2 separate regions of the Mus musculus genome follow, and region 1 is linked to region 2. Evidence: chromatin loops called from intact Hi-C (ENCODE). Cell type or tissue: heart. All regions are shown on one strand. Each heading gives the region's core, and the rest is flanking DNA. Links, peaks and the distances in the headings are about the cores only. Region 1 holds the start of Msh2 (mutS homolog 2). Region 2 holds the start of Gm30794 (predicted gene, 30794).

The links. Peaks named below come from ENCODE experiments on the same cell type or tissue, not always from the same donor. Only the 100,000 strongest peaks of a DNase experiment are listed, where the experiment ranks them.
Region 1: a loop joins it to region 2, with 2.1 times the contacts of the local background. A loop is called at or near these places in 2 of 42 quality-filtered maps.

The regions. Positions count from the first base shown.
Region 1 is chr17:87,670,710-87,673,558 of GRCm38, reverse strand. Msh2 (mutS homolog 2) reads right to left here and starts at 1,027. Exons shown (of 16, transcript NM_008628.3): 1 at 753-1,027. The coding sequence starts at 963. In heart, for the core only: a CTCF peak has its summit at 1,256; a DNase peak (open chromatin) is centred at 1,128; H3K4me3 peaks cover 1,786 bases; H3K27ac peaks cover 1,606 bases.
Region 2 is chr17:87,460,176-87,463,085 of GRCm38, reverse strand. Gm30794 (predicted gene, 30794) reads left to right here and starts at 2,727. Exons shown (of 3, transcript NR_168623.1): 1 at 2,727-2,910. In heart, for the core only: a CTCF peak has its summit at 1,399 (motif pointing right); no DNase peak of the experiment used is centred there; H3K4me3 peaks cover 794 bases; H3K27ac peaks cover 1,191 bases.

The DNA of each region.
Region 1 (2,849 bases), core at 1-2,500, 210 kb before region 2:
CCAAAGTATGATATAATGGACATTCAATGTAATTGAAAGAAAAAGCAACGGGGGTGGGTGGGGGAGAGGTTATTATGGTGATCAAATTAATCTTCCTAGGCCACAAATGAGTTCTGAAGCCTTTTAGGGAGAGATGATGCTGAGTGGTGAGAGCCAAGGTGGCAGAAAAAAAAAAGAAAGAAAGAAAGAAAGAAAGAAAGCTAGCTAGCTAGCTAGCTAAGCACAGCTTTCCAACTAGCTCAACCGCACTCAGCAAACAGTAGGGGATCCACAACTGAAATCCGGGCAGTTCAGCTCCAGGGCATATCCTAGGTCCTGACCACTTGGCGATACTGCCCTTCAGCAATGGTCCATCCCAGGTTCTCAAGCGAGACGGTTTAAAAAAAACAAAACAAAACACAGCCTATTGGCAAATGAGGGTGTCTTAAAGGAAGCTCTCAAAACGCCCTCCACTCCTCGCTCCTAGGCTGCGGGCTGTTATTGATTTGGAGGTACCCACGGTGACACAAGACTCTAATCCTATCAACTTGGGAGGCTGGAACTCGAGGCGTCCGAGGACAGCCTGGACTCGGCGGTGTGCAGCCGCCCAGCGCACTGTGCGGAAGCGAACCAAAACAAGATGCTAAACGCGTGGCCCGGGGAGGCAGCTCTCGGGCGGGGCGCTCCGCCGCAGCCCCACCGCTGCATGCGCCCAGGTTTCCGGCAACGCGGCCCCGAGCCGGCCCGGGCCCCGCCGCCGCGGCTGCCCTCACCTGCCGGCCCCATGTACTTGATCACGCCCTGGGTCTTGAACACCTCGCGGGCCGCCAGCAGCGCGTCCTCTCCGTGCGCCGTGTAAAAGTCGCCGCGGTCGAAGAGGCGCACCGTGGTGCTCGGCTTCTCCGGCATGCCCTCAAAGAAGCGCACGAAGCCCGCCTCGGCCGCGCCTTCCAACTGCAGCGTCTCCTTAGGCTGCACCGCCATTTCCGAGCCGCTCCACACCAACACCACTAGAGCACAGAGCGACCCTGCGCTGGCCGCGTCGTTTCCCGCCTCCCCAACCTCGCCCCCTAAACCTCGTCCGGCCTCTGTGGGCTCGCCCAATCACCATGCAGCGCTGCGCCCCGGTGGGTGGGAGTCTACCGCAGTAGCCAATCATAAGCGAGCAAGGTCCCAGCTTCCCGCGAACTCTAGGACTCTAGCTACTGCGCATGCGTCCGACTTCTGCAGCCTTGCAGGCCTTCCAGAGGCTGCGCTTTCAAGTCCGCCTGGTGGGTGGGTAGGTGTGCTAGGCGGGGTCAGCTAGGAATTTGTTTTATCAAGTGACCGGAAACGTAAGAGTGAAATCACAAAGAACTTGTAAACAAAGAACTATCTTTTTTCCCCCACCCAGCCTTGAGTGTGCGTTATACACTTGCAGTGCAAACTGCCATAGGTAAAATTTCAGGTATATTCTGCACAACCTCTTGCTGACCCAGTTTTGCATTTCGCCCATCGGTTGACGAATTCATCCAATAGACACTTGGCAAGCCGAGCGTGGTGGCGCATGCCCTTAATCCAAGCACTCGGGGGGGCCTCTGAGGCCAGCCAGGTCTACCAATCGAGTTCCAGGGAAGTCAGGACTACACAGAGAAACCTTGTCTGGTAAATAAATAAATAAAGGACAGATGGGGGCTCAGCACCTTGTCTGGTAAATAAATAAATAAATAAATAAACAAATAAAGGACAGATTGGGGGCTCAGCAGTTTCCTAACTTCCTAATGTTTTCATAGTCGCCTACCTTGAGTTCAGTCCCCATCACTAGTGTAGCTCATCATAACTGGTAACTCCAGATCCTCGGTGTGGGTGGAGGAGGTCAGGTGCAGACACTTATTAATTTAAAGAAAAAATATATATATTAAATGTGGAAACGAGTAGGGTGACACACACTTGAAACCCCAGCTCTCAGGAGGTCAGAAGGGCCAAAAGTTAAAAGTGGGTCTGGCAAGAAACACAGTACAGTATTATCCTTGGCTACGCAGCTGGAGGTCAATTTGGGCTACCAGAGACTGCATCCTAAATAAATAAATAAATAAATAAATAACCTGCTTTGGAGTTCTAAATAAATAAACATCCTGCTTTGGATTTCTGTGTAGCAAGACCCTGTCTCAATAAAGAAAAGGGTGGAGGCGGGGGAGGTAGAGAGGTTGCATCTGGTTTTTCTTCCGTGCTAGTGAATGGATGCAGACTGCACACTGTTTTAGAAGTAGATAAACAAACACACAGAAAGATGGAGACTAAGAGGTGTAAACCGACAGGAAAAACTGCAGGGTTATAAACATTCTTAAGGGCTAATTAACTGATTAAGATGTGATTGTAGGGAGCTGAAATATTGCAAGCCCTGAGCCAAATTATCTTGAGCTAATTGTAGTCCCCTAAAGAGCTACTATTGCCCACCTCTGTGTTTACCTTAACAACCTTGTGATTATCAAATATAATCTTTGTACAGACCCCTTAGTTTCTACGGCCTTGATTTAAAACTTTCTTTGTTCTGTTTCTATACAGTTTCTCGACGGCCACTGAGATGGCTCTGGGTGAAGGTATGTGTACCAAGCCCGATGCCCTGGATTCCGTGCCTGGACCTATTGTGTGGTATCCACCAGAGAAAACAACTTGCCCACAGGTTTAAGCCAATAGGACAGCTTTATTACTTGACCAGTAACTACCCTGGGTATTCAGGATCCCATTGTAGCACTGAACTTTTCTTGGGGTGAGCTTTTAAGCTATATACATATACATATATTTATATTCTGGGTTGTCATACTCCAATTAACAAGAACAGTTAACCAGAAGTGGAACTAAAAAAAAAAAAAAAAAGCAACCTTAGGACA
Region 2 (2,910 bases), core at 224-2,723:
TTATCAGGGGCTCGGGAGATGGCTCAGCAGTTAAGAGCAATGACTGTTCTCCCAAAGGTCCCGAGTTCAATTCCCAACAACCAAATGGTGGCTCACAACCATCTGTGATGAGATCTGATGCAATATAATGTGATCTTCCGGTGTGTCTGAAGACAACTACAGTATACACATAAATATAAAATAAATAAGTAAATATTTTTTTAAAAAACTTATCTTACCCATATCTAATTCTAATCTCTTGAACCTTGCCTTTAGGGAGAGACAACCCATTAACAGGAATAAACAAAATCTTTCTTTAATTAATTTGGCCATGACGATTTGGGTCAATGGTCTTTCTCCTCATGTCTGTGGGATTATATCTCTAAGGCATGAATTTCATGTTTGTGCAAGACTGTGGGTGCAGAAAGGGGTGGCAGGCATAACAACTAAGTTACTTTCTGAGTCCTTACATTCTTCAGAATCTTTACAGATTAGAATTTACACTAAAATTTCCTGGGAACAGATTGGCAAGCAGGTTGTCTTCAGGGGTGACAGTGGTCGTGCAGGCTCCCCCGCCCCCCCATCAAGGTTAACACAGGAGGTTTAGGATTCTGCTGTTGCCATCTTGAATTCTTTGTTGTTGTTTTTGCTTTGTTGTCTCATGTAGCCCAGGTTGGCCACAAAGTCACTCTGCATGTAGCGTGAGCATGGCATTAACCTTCTGGTATTTCTGCCCCAGCCTGCTAAACCTGTGATTATAAAATGCATAACGCAACCAGACCTGGCTGCCATCAGGGAAATCTTGCTATTGCTTTTGTATTGTGTTCTGCAAATGAAGTCTAAGGGGACAACGGAATCTTGACTTTCTGTGGTCCTGAGTCAGGATCTACTACTCCCTGTCCCCTGATATCCTGCCTTCTGCTAGGCCTCTCTCCCTTCTCCTATGTTGTGGTTTCTGCCACCCTCCACTTGGGGAGGTGACTGGGGGATAGCAGTGGAAGCGATCTGTGTTCCTCTCACCTAGGGGTAGAGCCACCTCTGCACATGTGGCTGGTAATGTGTGAATGCCACCTGTGAGCCACAGGCTGGGGAAGAGGGGCTCTGGGGCAGAGGTGACTGTGTGGTTTCTCATTCTACGTGGGCTCCAAATCACCATTTTACAAAAGAACTTCTTAAACAGTGATCATCTTTGAAGACCGGGGATGGGGAGTGGTAGGAAAGAAGAAGGTTTCCTGTTTAATCTGGTTTTTAAATATAGCTAGCTTGGCACAAGCAATGATGTTTCCCCAGTGAAGTGGAACCAGAAAGGGATGTGAATGCAGAATGAGAGTGAGCAACGTCCTGAGGGAAAGCTCTCCCAATGGCAGGGCTAGGCATGGAGAAGTGGAGGAGATGGAGACCCTTGTCACCCAGCAGAGGGAAGTAGCGCTCCCTCCCAGAACAGCAAGTGGTTGTGGCTCCAGGCCACTCATTTATAGTGTCCTGTTGGGAAGGTGAATTGGGCAAGGGAGGAAGATGAAGGAACACTCTTGGCTGACATAGGCCAGTGTGCCCAACAGAAGAAACGGTGTGGGTTTAGTGTAGCAATGAGCTCCCTGGAGAACTGCCTGCATTTTAGTGGGCAGAGAAGAGAAAATGGATCGGAACCTCCAGGTTCATACACTGAGGCCAATGGGTCGGAACCTCCAGGTTCGTACACTGAGGCCAGCAGGCATGTGCAGACGCAGCAGTCTGCTCCTAGTTCTCCTTAGGCCGGCAAGGAAGGAGCCAAGTGACCTTGCCCTGCAGCATGGGATGGATTGAAGTTTCAGCTGTGAGCTCAGCGGTGAGGGGAAAGCAGATACTCTCGGGCGGGCGGGTGAGGGCTGACTTAATTAGCCATTTTAATAATTCATGAGTCTTTAAAACATTTGCCAGATCCAGAGCTCAGCTTCAGCTTCTGGTATTTAGCTCTGGGATGTCTCTACCACAAATTGTGCTGCTTCACAGGACAGCCAGGGGCAAACCTGGTAACATGGGCTCTGGGTTTAGCTAGACCATGTCCAGTTCTTCATCCTTTGGGGTTCAAAACCTCTTTGAGAACGTGGTGGAGGTTCTGGACCCTTGTCTTAGGAAGAGGCATATACACATGCATATAATTATATGTACATGTAATTCAGGGCTCAGCAGTCTCCTCCGAAGTCTCCTGTCTTGAACTTCTGCTTAAGGATTCTTGATTTAGATCATCTCGGATTCTATTTTAAACTCACCCCCAAGCCAGGCTGTTAATCTGTCAGCGCAATTCTGTAACTCTGGATTTGCAGGGAACCGGTCTCAAGGAGATGTCTGCAGAGTGAGAAATGCGAATGTGATATTGGTTCATTAGGCTGAAGTAATGTGAAGGCAGAAAACAGAAAGGAACGAACCGAAGACTGAATGCAAAGCCCTGACCTCCCTCCCTCCCTCCCTGCTAGAGAGGAGGAAGGCTGAAGCCCAGGGGGTGGGACTTGTGAACAGGACAGCCAGGGGTCCTTGAGTGCCAGCCTAAGTGCCTTCCTGATTCCCCTTAACCTCCTGAATTCCAGTTTCTGCACTTGTAAGCTGGAGCTAATAGGAATCCAGCCTGTGTCTGGATTTAGAGGACCAGGCGAGCTGAGTTCTGTAAATGCGTCTGCGTGGTACTTGAGAAATGCCATAAATTTCAGAACACTGCATTGGTTTAATGCCAGAGGAAGGGAATGCTGCAGAGTAACTGGAAACTGCTGGCTGATGTCCTGTCCCCTTCCTCATAAGGGACTGCGGATGGCTGCTGGGGCTACTGAGGCGTGATGCTATCACAGCCTTGATTTCTTCCCCTCCATAGGGCTGAGGAGTGTGGGGGTATAAGAAATACCAAGAAGGGAAATGTGGGCTTTTTTTCTGGCTGCAAGCCCGAACACAGCAGAGAACGCA